2 separate regions of the Homo sapiens genome follow, and region 1 is linked to region 2. Evidence: read pairs that join two places in POLR2A ChIA-PET (ENCODE). Cell type or tissue: PC-9. All regions are shown on one strand. Each heading gives the region's core, and the rest is flanking DNA. Links, peaks and the distances in the headings are about the cores only.

The links. ChIA-PET counts read pairs that join two places held together with the same protein. Peaks named below come from ENCODE experiments on the same cell type or tissue, not always from the same donor. Only the 100,000 strongest peaks of a DNase experiment are listed, where the experiment ranks them.
Region 1: POLR2A ChIA-PET joins it to region 2 with 5 read pairs; 2 of 35 experiments call an interaction of 5 or more read pairs at or near these places.

The regions. Positions count from the first base shown.
Region 1 is chr9:72,827,745-72,834,133 of GRCh38, forward strand. It overlaps TMC1 (transmembrane channel like 1), which reads left to right. Exons shown (of 24, transcript NM_138691.3): 22 at 2,707-2,785; 23 at 2,887-2,938. Among named protein-coding and RNA genes, the nearest start is that of LINC01474, 43 kb to the right of the region's middle. In PC-9, for the core only: no CTCF peak of the experiment used is centred there; no DNase peak of the experiment used is centred there; H3K27ac peaks cover 550 bases.
Region 2 is chr9:72,009,423-72,015,811 of GRCh38, forward strand. No RefSeq gene overlaps it. Among named protein-coding and RNA genes, the nearest start is that of C9orf57, 48 kb to the right of the region's middle. In PC-9, for the core only: no CTCF peak of the experiment used is centred there; a DNase peak (open chromatin) is centred at 3,549.

The DNA.
Region 1 (6,389 bases), core at 1,456-5,455, 820 kb after region 2:
TCCTACATAGAATGTCTGGAGCTGCCACGACTCTCAGTCAGTGGGTAAATATTAAACAGCCCCAGGGACACTTTAAGAACAAAGTTGATGCAAAGGATTTGGTTCATTTAAATAAAGGTAAAACAAGGAAATCTCAGGGAGAAAACTCCCAGTGGTTTGCAGTAAATGAGCAGGGATTGTGACCCAGTTATTGTCGTGATCACAAGCCACATAAAGTAGTGAGGGCAGGTTTATCTTCTTCAATTTTATAACCTAAGAAATTGATTTACACAAAGAAAGTGATTTTCCCTAGACAAGAGAGAGAGTAAAATGGTCATAGAAGGACCTGAAGCAGATCCTTTCACAGTAAATCCAGTGCTCACTTCTTTATACTGCGAGGCTTTCTGTGAGGGAGAGCTAATAACCTGTAGGGATAATTAAACAGTAAATCAGATTACCATTATATATTACATAACCTTGATAATGGGGTGCTATTAAGAATCTGATAGTAAATCTCTGGCACAGATGCATTAGAAAATGACCTACTGAATGCAGCATGTTTCACCAGATGGCCTTTGAAACAATTTTCTTTCTCTACATGTCCATGATACAGTGGCTTCTGAGAGCATGTTAATCAGTATCCTGTGGCCTTTGAGAGTCAAGGCCCTTTAGTGGTATGAATGAGGTGTTGTTTAAAACACACACACACACACACACACAATGTAAATGTCAGATTTCGTTACCATATTCTTACTTGATTAGGAGACATGTTTATTTTTAAGTGAAGGAGTGGCATTGTTCAAATGCCTTAATCCAAAGATTTAGTAATCAGTCCTAAGAGGGTTTAAAAGGAATTCACACTGCCTTTGTTTCAGGTACTATTTACACACTGACTCATTTAATTCCCATAACAGCTTTGAGAAGCTGGCTTCATTAATCATACTATCAATAACACATTGAAATTCTGCCCCAAGTCAAGTGACTAAGTGGAACTGAAACTCATGTCTTCTCCTTATTTCCTACACTCACTTGCAGCACCAAACAGGGATCAGAATCAGTGGGAATTTCAGATGGGCTGAAAGCCACTTGTCCGAGGTGGTATAGACCCAGGGTCAGCACACTTTTCCTAATTCGAGGGCCAGAGGCAAATTAGGCCAAGAGGCAAAATTGAGGCTCTTAATTAAGTAATTACTAATAATAACCGTTTAAAAGACAGAAAAACCATTCTTAATTCATGGGCCATACAAAACAGTCTGGCAGTCATCTTCATCCTGCAGGACCTAGTTTGCTTTGATCTGGACAGCCTGGAGGAAAGCTGGCCCCATGCAAATGTCAAATAGATGTACTGAAAGGTTGATTGTGGCTCTGAGGTTCTGATTTAAAACCCAGATTTTAGCTTATTACTGAGTATATTTTTTCAAATTCTGAGATCTCATCTTCTATTTTTGGGGCCCATACAATTGGCTTAGCTTTTTATTACCTTTAATTAGAGAATTGTACTAGTATGTTGAATTTCCCCCAATGGATTATATTAAATCAACCTGGATGGCTTTCGGGTATCTAAGCAGAGTTCAGGTTAGTTCTCTGCAGGCAGTTTCATTCCTTTGGAGACTAGAAAAAGATTTGTGAGGAATACTTATTTAACGTGCATTACAAGGTAGAAAATCATGGTGGATAAATAGAGAATTCCAGAACTTGAAAGGACTTGTGAAATCTTTGAGTTCATCTTCCAAATCCAGGAACTTTTCTAAGAAAATCCTTATAATACACACCACACACAAACACACACACACACAAACATTTATTGAGCACCTATTTCATGCCAGATATTGCCCTGCATGCATTTATGTATGTAATTTTAGTAAAACTCCCATCACTCATGTAAGAGATAAACAAACTCAGCCAAACCGTATCAATAATTGTGTTGCTAGCACCAGATGGTTCATAAAGGATACTGTCTTTCATTTTGGGGAGTAGAGGAAATGTGTTCAATATCCAGTTATTTGCAGCAAAGAGTAATATAAGTTACCTTTTTTACTGCATTTCTTCTTTGTTTGTTTGTTCGTTTTGCCTTAAGTGAAGATAAGCATATTTATTTTTACAGAATTGTCTGGCTAGAATTTGCCCTTTCTAGAATGTAAATGTCATTTAAAATCCAATAATATTCCTTTATACAACGTTTTCTTTTTGAGGGAGAAAGAAATGCAAACAATACATTCTACGGAAAAAATTCCATGTTCATTATCTATGCCTATGAGGATTACATTCTTAGCTGCAAAGGCCAAAGGACGAAATTTAAGGCAGAAAGTCGTTTTCCTTTTTGTTCGGCATGTTCCCTAAGCTGCAGTAGGTTTTCCATTCTCTGGGATGCCATTGCCATCCATTTAAAATGCTACTTTCAATTATAATTTAAACTTATGTGAATACATTTCCAGGAAAAAGCTAATATTAGGCAGTGTGAAATAGCAGACAGAACAGGCTGTGGATCAGGAGCCTTGGGCCCCAACTTTCCAACTTCACCCCAGCTTCATCCCTATGTCATCCTGAATGTATCTCTTTACCTCTCTGGACCTCAGCTTTTATCTATAAGACAAGAGATTTAGAGTAGAAGATAGCTTAATGTTCATTCCCATGCTGATATTTCATAATTTACTTAATGTAAATTTAAGAAGTATCTTGGGGAACTGAAATATACCTTACACTGTATTTTTTTTCTTTTTAATTTAGTTTGGCCATCTATTATCTCAATGCTACTGCCAAGGGCCAGAAGGCAGCGAATCTGGATCTCAAAAAGAAGATGAAAATGGTATGATACAATTTATTTCATAGAAATATTATCTTTATTAATGTCAAGCAGTAGAAAACACTGAGAAATCTACTTTTTTCCCCTTATTTTTTATTGTGTAGCAAGCTTTGGAGAACAAAATGCGAAACAAGAAAATGGCAGCTGCACGAGCAGGTTGGAGATACGTTTATGTTTGTAATGTTTGTAATTTTTCTTTTTCTTTTTCTTTCTTTTTTTTTTTTTTTTGCTTTTTCTCCATTGGATGGTGAGTGGCATTATTGCTGTGAGCGAGTCATTCCACAATCCTTACCTTCCACCTTTTTAGCCCTTCTCAGGCATCACATCCAGGGTATTTGGTTGTTTTCTAGTGGGAGGAAAAAAAGAGAAATGAAAATGTGGGCATATAAACTTGGCAGTAGTGATTTTTAAAAGTGACCTTGAAAATGCGCAGAAAATGAAGAAATCCCCCATATAGTCGTCTACAAACAGCAGATACAAATGCAGATGCTCTCCTGCCCATGTTGACTATTTTCATACATGGAAGGATATGGCAAGAAGATCCCAAGAGGGTCCTCTGGGCTTTCCACCACTGATTGCCAGAAGCCCTTTCTAATCCATTAAACTTTCTTTTTTTAAAAACCTCTTTATTTTTTAAAGTATTAGAGTAAAGCCAACTTCTAGTTGCCAAAATTAATAATATGCTTTGAGTTCCCCACGGAAAGGTGATACCTAAGACCTTTAGTGAAAATCTTTTCCAACTTTGTCCTTACTCCTAACTTTAAAACTCTTTACATTAGTAGGACTGTTTCCCCACTGTAAGTAATAAAACACTCAAATTGGTTTAATTGAGAAAGAGTAATTTATTCGACCACACAAATGCAGGGAAATGGTATGTATGGCTTCAGGCCACTTTCTTTTTTCTATATATATATATATTTTTTAATTATACTTTAAGTTCTAGGGTACATGTGCACAACGTGCAGGTTAGTTACATATGTATACATGTGCCATGTTGGTGTGCTGCACCCATTAACTCATCATTTACATTAGGTATATGTCCTAATGCTAGCCCTCCCTGCTCCCCCCACCGCACGACAGGCCCCGGTATGTGATGTTCCCCTTCCTGTGTCCAAGTGTTCTCATTGTTCAATTTCCACCTATGAGTAAGAACATGCGGTGTTTGGTTTTTTGTCCTTGCGATAGTTTGCTGAGAATGATGGTTTCCAGCTTCATCTATGTCCCTACAAAGGACATGAACTCATCATTTTTTATGGCTGCATAGTATTCCATGGTGTATATGTGCCACATTTTCTTAATCCAGTCTATCATTGTTGGACATTTGGGTTGGTTCCAAGTCTTTGCTATTGTGAATAGTGCCGCAATAAACATACGTGTGCATGTGTCTTTATAGCAGCATGATTTATAATCCTTTGGGTATATACCCAAAGGATTTTTTTTCTTTTTTGAGACCTGGTCTGGCTCTGTGGCCCAGGCTGGAGGGCAGTGGTATGATCTCGGCTCACTGCAGCTCCAACTTCCCAGGCTGAAGTGATCCTTCCTCCTCAGCCTCCTGAGTAGTGGGGACAGCGCACACCACCATGCCTGGATAATTTTTAATTTTTTTTTTGAAGTGAGGTCTTGCTAAGTTGCCCAGGCTGCTCTCAAAGTCTTGGGCTCAGGTGATCTTCTCTTTTTGGCCTCCCAAAGTGTTGGGATTAAAAGCATGAACCACTGTGCCCAGCATTCAGGGCACTTTTTATCCTAAGTTTAGAACAGAGTCAGGTCTGAGCCCACCTCTCTGTGAATCTCTGAAGCTAAACTCCTTTCACATTGGCTGACCTTTATGGCAGCAGGAATGGATGCAGCAACTTCCAATGCCATGTCCTTAGACTGTAAAACTTCTTTCCTAGAAATTCCTCAACCTCTCCTCCTTTCAGATTGGCCCCATATGGGTCATGTATCCATCCTTGTGCCAGTCACTGTGTCTGAGTATGGTAAGTTACTGAAGTCAGTCAGGACCCATCCTTGAAGCTGGGATTGGTCTGTTTTCCTGACACATGTGAAATGCACTGGGGAGGTCACACCTACCTAAGAGAAGGAGAAAAGGATGCTGGGTGTCCCCAAACAACAAATGTTCAAGACTTGGTTTTGTTGCCTTCTTTATGCTTAGCCTTTTTTCTTTTCCCTCTCTCTATCTAGCATGCATAAATGTAAAGTTGAATGCTGGGTGCTGAATTAGATGATTACAGTGATGTACAGTTATCAGACTAGTTTTTAATGAAATTTTTAATTTTTTAAATCAATACTACATGTGTGCATAATTTAGAGTTCCATTTAGAATTTCATAATTCTATAAGGCTTATCATGAAAAACAGCATCTTCTTCTGCCTCCTACACCAGTTTTGCTCTCTTCTCCTCCCCTGCACTCAAATACCCTAAGACAAACACTTTCAATTTGTTAGTTGATTTTTAGATATTTATCTCCAAATTACCTAATTTTGTTGTAATTTCTTGACTTTTTAGTTTTAAGTATTATCTCTTAAAATTATTAACTACAATGGATATAATAATTTTAATAGATAATATTTAAACGATTTTTATACTCTTGCCCCAGTCTTTCTATGCATTCTACCTATGTAGTTATATTATTATTTTGGTTAGGCCAGTATACATTATTATGGACACACAGTCTTCACAGCTAAGCCAAGTAGTAAACTATGATACTTGTGCATACTTTAAAATTTTCTCAGGATTCATAATTCATAATTTCTCTTTTTAAACATTTTCTTATTTTTATATATGTTTCAGTGATGCATTTAATTTCCAAATCTCTGCTATTTATTGAGTTATACTCTCAATATATTCAGACATATTGGGTTATCTGTCCATTTCATTTCCTTAGAGAAATCTTTCCCAGAATCTTCTGCACTTCTCCAATTTCAACTAGTGTGTGTCTGGGATACAGCTGTCATCCTTTCATTTTTCTTCACTGTCATTCAACAGGATCTCTGTCACTTTATCCTGTTTTGGATACTGTGTTTTCCATTTTCCCCAACTTCCTCTCTTTTGGTCTGCTCACATTTTGCCAGTAAGAAAGGGTATGTGAGAGGCAAATTTTCTGAGACCATGCCTATCTGAAATTGTTCTTCTCTTACTCTCCCTTTTGACTGATAGTTTGGGGGTCAAAAATACTCATCTAATTATATTAGAAATAATATCCCTTCAAAATAGTATTTTTTCAGAGGTTTCCCATGCCTTTTAGATTCCACAATTGCTCTTGAGTAGTTTAAAGCCATTGTGATTCTTAGTCTTTCTTGAGCAACTTGTATTTTTGATTATCTGTTTGGTTTTCCAATCTGGAAAGTTCTAGGGTCTCCTTATCTGCATGTTCAGAATTTCATGATGGTGTATCTTGCATGGATCTATTTTTATTCCTTGTGTACTCATCAATGGACTTTTGCTCTTTGGTTGAAGGGAATTTTCTTGAATTGTTTACAAATTCTTTCCATCCATTTTCTGTTTTTTTTTTTTTCATGTAGAATTTCTAATTTATTTTTCATCCTTAAATTCCCTTTGTCTCTTTGCTTTACCTATGAACATTTCCTTATCTTTAAATTTTAACATT
Region 2 (6,389 bases), core at 1,625-5,624:
TTGGTGGCAGGCACCTGTAATCCCAGCTACTCAGGAGGGTGAGGCACGAGAATCCCTTGAACCTGGGAGGCAGAGATTGCAGTGAGCCGAGACCGCACTACTGCACTCCAGTCTGGGCAACAGCAAGACTCTGTCTCAAAAAAAAAAAAAAAAAAGTATTGATGTGAATGTATAGCAAGTAGAATTCTCATCCATTGCTGATAGGAGTATAAACTATTTATATCCACTTTGCAAATATGTATGGCAGTGTCTTCTAAAGCTGAACACCACATTCTGCATAGATGTAGAATTCTACTCCTGAGTATGAAATAGACACAGAAATATATGCCAAAAGAAAAGACAGGTACAAGAATGTTTATATCACAACCATTCACAACATCCCCAAACTGGAAACAATCCAGATGTCTGCCAAAATTTAAAAAAACATAAATGTGATATATTCTGTAAACAAAAAGGTATCTGAGACAGGCCACAGTCAACTTAGAAAGTTTATTTTGGCAAGGTTAAGGACGCACCCATGACACTGCCTCGAGGTTCTGATGACATGTGCCCAAGGCGGTTGGGATACAGCTTGCTTTTATACATTTTAGGGAGACATGAGACATCAGTCAATATGTGTAATGTAAATTGGTTTGGTTTGGTAAGGTGGGACAACCTGAGAAGCCAGAGCTTCCAGGTCATAAGTAGATAAGAGACAAAACATTGCATTCTTTTGAGTCCTTGATCAGCTTTCCACTGAATATGAAATGGGAAAAGTTCCCCTTATCCCCCTCACAGGGCATGCGATGGGGTGTGGCTTGCTTCTTCAGTGCCTGGCTATTCAAACCCCTAAGGGGAGCAGGCAGACACACAGGTTGTGGGGCTCCAACCCCACAGCAGTGTCTAGGGGTGAATGTTTACAGCTCCTGAGGCCCCAGAGGGCGTGTGTTACAGGGTGTTCTTTTAGTTTAGCTGTCTGTAGGTGGCTTGTGTTAGTCTGCTCGATTAGACCCCCTGCCTTATCGCAAGGACAGAGGGCTTTCTGTATCTGAGAGTTTCTTTCCTTGATGTACCAGAAAAACTGAATCACCTATGGGCTTGGAGAGTGAGTGCAAGGTTTTATTGAGTCGAAGTAGCTCTCAGCAGATGGGGATGCCAGAAGGGGATGGAGTGGGAAGGTGGTTTTGCCCTGGAGTCAGGCCGCTCAGCAGCCCAGGCTCTGCTCTGACCACCCTGGCCAAACTCCACATTGTTCCATAGGTCGATGGCCTGCCGGCTTGCCAGCATCTGTCCGTGTGCTCTTACACCGGTGTGTTCCTCTCGACGTCCAGCTGCTTGTGTGCATATCCGCTAGGATCCTGGGGGTTTTTATACCCGCAGGATGGCGGCATGGCAGGCCAGGGTGGTCTTGGGAAATGCAATATTTGGTCACAGAGGCAAGGGTGCCTGTCCTCATCTAGGTCCATGGGCACAGGCCTGGGGGTGGAGCCCTCACCAGGGACCTGCCTACTCCTCCCAGCACTTCCCTGCCCCCTTCCATATCAAATACACAATTTAATCTGGCTCAGTGAATCTGCATTTTAACATAAACAATGGGCAGAGGAAGCAATCAAATATGTGTTTGTCTCAGGTGAACCTCAGAGGGATGACTGAGTTCTTTCTGACCTTTCTCCACAAGGAATTTCCATGTGGGAAAATTGTGAGGGAGGTATGTAGCTTTTTATCTTTGTAGCTATCTTATTTAGTAATAAAATGGGAGGCAGGTTTGCCTGACATAGATCCCAGCTTGATTTTTCCTTTGGCTTAGTGATTTGGGGGTCCTGAGATTTATTTTCCTTTCACAATTCATACAGTAGAATATTAGACAGCAATGAAAACGTGTATACTACGGTTATTTGAAAACATGGATGAATCCGAAGGAACATGTTGAATGAAAGAAATCAGACACAAACTTATCTGCTGAATAATTATATTTACAAAATCTTCAGAAACAGGTACAACTAATCTGTTATCAGAAGGGGGGATAAGGCGAGGCATGGTGGCTCACGCCTGTAATCCCAGCACTTCGGGAGGCCAAGGCGGGTGGATCACCTGAGGTCAAGAGTTCAAGACCAGCCTGGCCAACATGGTGAAACCCCATTTCTACTAAAAATACAAAAATTAGCCGGTCGTGGTGGCATGCACCTGTAGTCCCAGCTACTCAGGAGGCTGGGGCAGGAGAATCACTTGAACCTGGAAAGCAGAAGTTGCAGTGAGCCAAGAACGTGCCACTGCACTCCAACCTGGGGGACAGAGCGAGACTCTGTCTCAAAAAAAAAGAAAAAAAGAAGTGAGGATAGTGATGATCTTTGGAGAAATAGGAAGGACATGGCAGGTACTTCTGGGATAATGCTTATGTTCTTGATCTCAGGTAGTTGTTATATAGGATGTTTATTTTGTGATAATCCATGAAGACATACACTTGTGATTTGTGCACTTTTCTATGTTATACTTAAATTGTATTAAAGAGAAGATGATTCACTTTCTTTCAAGGGTGTGTGAAAATAATTCAAATTTGTGAGTTTCCATCTCTAGAAGCGTGGGGTGCTCCACTGTCGTGTTTTATGCTTACCTCCTCCAGCAAGACTCACTCCCAAAATCTTCCAGTCAGGATTCGTGCACCAGTCCTTGTTGCCCCAAAATTTGAGGCAGGGGGAGATTCTGGTTTTCTAAACTGTTCTCTCGAAGTCCTCTTTGCTTAGGTTGGAGTGGAACAAGCACTTTTTTTTTTTGAGACAGAGTCTCACTCTGTCACCCAGGCTGGAGTGCAGTGGCGCAATCTCGGCTCACTGCAAACTCTGCCTTCCAGCTTCAAGCGATTCTCCTGCCTCAGCCTCCTGAGTAGCTGGGATTACAGGTGTGTGCCACCATGCCCAGCTAATTTTTGTGTTTTTAGTAGGGACTGGGTTTCACCATGTTGGCCAGGTTGGTCTTGAACTCCTGACCTCAAGTGATCCATCCACTTTGGCCACCCAAAGTGCTGGGCATGAGCCACTGTGCCCGGCCAACTTCTTGAATGTCTAGGACTTGTAGACTCAGAATGGATTGAAAGGAAGTAATAGTTGGGTTTATTGATATGGCAGAGGCCCCAACTGCCCCAGAAGAGATTCCATGATTTTGGGTGGCCCACTTCTTTGGTTTATCCTGTCTCTTCCAGGTAGGTAGGAAAGTGGGAATAGAAGAAGTTAGTATGACATTTGTCTCTCTTATGCTCGCACCTTTGTACACATAGCAGGCATTGGCAACTGGCCTCTGTGCTGATGGATCTGTGACCACGTGCTACAAGTGGTTAAATATTTTTATTGTTCACCTCCTTACCCCCAGCCCATCCCCAGTCTCAGTGAAGGCTTTGTTCTACTTTCTTTCTTTTGGCTACAAAGTTCAGTTTCGGGGTCAGGAATTTGTACTAGCTGGTGATGTGTTCTCAACCACGTGACATTTACTGAAAATTAGAGTCTGCCTACCTGTTGATGAATATTTTTATTTTGAAGTCCTGTTGGGGATTCTTATCTTTTGATACAGTGTCCCCAGGGGTTTCTTAAGGCCAAGCCAAGGAGATGACTCAGCCAGGGTTCTATAGCTCCTCTCTTAACTAGGAAGAACTTAGAAGCAGGTTTTAGAACTGAACTCTAGAAGTTATATCCATTTTTTGATCGACTTTTCTGAAAGTTGGTAGGCTAATACCACTCATTGTTTTATCTATGTTGTAAATAATTTAACAATTTGTTTCTTGGATTGTTATTTTTGTGAGTTTTTTTAAAAAGCAATGGGCATAGGAGAATCAGATAATGGGATGTACCATCTCCCTGAGATTTTGATCTGCTATTAATAGCACAGTGATTCTTAACTGAGGGTGGATCAGAACCACCTATGATGTTTGCTAAAAGTCCCAATACCTTATTCTTACAGCTTATAGCCTGGTCTTCCTGGCAGTGGGTTCTTGAGAAAGTGGGGTTGATATTTGACAACGGACTGAGGAGGACTTGTCTGCTTAACCCATTTCCTGTTTGCCCTGAGGAGACTGCACTGGCAGCAAGCTGAACTTTTTTTTTTTTTTCCTAAATGGGAAATGGGTTTATCTACTTCCTTGGTTTTTCATTAATCTTAAAGTAGAAACCAGATTCTTTACCAAGGTACTCAGGCCTGTGTGATCTGTGGCCTGTCCAACCCCTCCCTCATTTGATAGGCTCCTTCCCTTTACTTGTAGTGTTTTAGCCACACCAGCCTTTGCTGGCCTCAAAGCTCATTCCCATTTGAGGAACTGCATGAACAGTGAACTGTGCCTGGGTTGCTGTCCCCCAACTCTTTGGCTTCTTAATCTACAGGTTTCAACTCAAATATTCCTTTTTCAGAGAGATCATCCCTGACCACCTTATCTGAAGTGTCCTTCCCCAGAAACTACATTTTGGCATCTTGTTTTTTCTTTAGGGAATTTGTAAAATCATGTAATTTTCTTTAGGATCTCACTGACCTTCTCATGAACTAGGCTATAGGCTCCACAAGGGCAGGGAGTGAGTTTGTTTAGGTCCCCACTCCACCCTGAGTGCCTGGCATAGGGTCTGGCATATACTGGGCCCTTGGTAAATGTGAAATGGAAAGAATGGATGAACTCTCAAAGATGAGATGTGATCCTTTTGGAAACTGAATGGCAGGAACTGTGACAAATATATAATAAAGTAATAATGGTGTACATGGCAGGGAACCATTAACCTCAAGCCACTGGGAGAAATGGATCCCTAACCCAGGGTGTCTCATTAAACATGTCAAAGAGAACTCATAGGAGCTTACACCCATCGTTGTCTCATCTCACCAGAGCTGTTTTATATGCGATGATGTTGCTTTACTTTTCATTATCTTTGAAATAGAGTTAAGTGAATTGATCATGCTTTCCTGACTTAAAAAAAGAGAGGGAGGGCCGGGTGCGGTGGCTCACACCTGTAATCCCAGCACTTTGGGAGGCTGAGGCGGGCAGACCACGAGGTCAGGAGATTGAGACCATCCTGGCTAACATGGTGAAACCCCATCTCTATTAAAAATACAAAAAATTAGCCGTCCCAGCTACTCAGGAGGCAGAGACAGGAGAATCACTTGAACCTGGGAGGTGGAGGTGGCAGTGAGATGAGATTGCACCACTGCACCCCAGCCTGGCGACAGAGCGAGACTCCATCTCAAAAAAAGAGAGAGAGAATCCAATTTATTCACCTATTTTTAATTAGAAGTAGAAATTTCTGGGCCAGGCATGGTGGCTCATGCCTGTAATCCCAGCACTTTGGGAGGCTGAGGTGGGTGGATCACCTGAGGTCAAGAGTCTTTAGACCTGGAACCCAGGAATCAGTATTTTGGTAAATCTCCACAGGTCATTCCTATCAGCAGCCATGTAGGTGTTGGTGTACAAAGTTCTAGACTCAGTGCCAAACCCGCTGTATTCATTTGCTAAGGCTGCCATAACGAAGTACCATAACTGGGTGGTTTAAACAGCAGAAACATATCATCTCATAATTCTGGAGGCCAGAAGTGTAAGATGAAAGGTATTGTAGGGGTTGATTCCTTCTGAGGGCTGTGAGGGAAGGATCTGTTCCAAGCCTCTCTCCTTGGCTTGTGGATGGCTGCCTGTCTTTCCACTACATCTCTTCACCTCATCATCTGTCTGTGCCTGTGTGTCTCTGTGTCCAAATTTCCCCTTTTTATAAGCACACCAGTCATATTGGATGAGTCTCACCCTAATGACCTCATTTTAAGTTGATTATCTCGGTAAAGCCCCTAAACCTCTGATAAGGTCACAGTCTGAGGTACCGGGGGTAAGGACTCCAACATATGAATTTTGGGGGAACACGATTCAGCCCATAATAGCCACCAAATCAGACCTCCAGAGAAAAGGCCTGGGAAATTGTATATTTATCAAGCACTACCGAAGAGTCTAGAAAACATGGATCTAGGGCAGAAGAAGAAAACAAAAATGCTGGCAGGGGCCAGACAGGCAAAGAACTGGAGCTGATTGGCAGGAACTTCAGCCCCTGAAGGGCAGAAACTCCAGTCTAGCATGTGTTGTCATTCAAGAATGAGGGGCCCAGTGTCCTGGCCTTAGTGTTTTTGTTTTGTTTTGTTTTGTTTTGTTTTAAAGAAACTGAAAACTTGGATTTTAATTTAAAATTTTTCAATAAATAAAGTGCTCTTCAGGCCAAACAAAATAGATCAGTAAGCCTGATGCAGCCCGTATTTTACATATCTTAGGGTGAGAAAACCAGTGAGTTTTAATATCTCTCTCAAAATCCTTTGCTGGCCATGGCTCAGTGTGGGAAGAAGGGTACGGGGATTTGGGGGCTGGGGGGTGGTAGGTGTTGGGAGGGAAATGCAAGAAGAAAGAGAAAGGC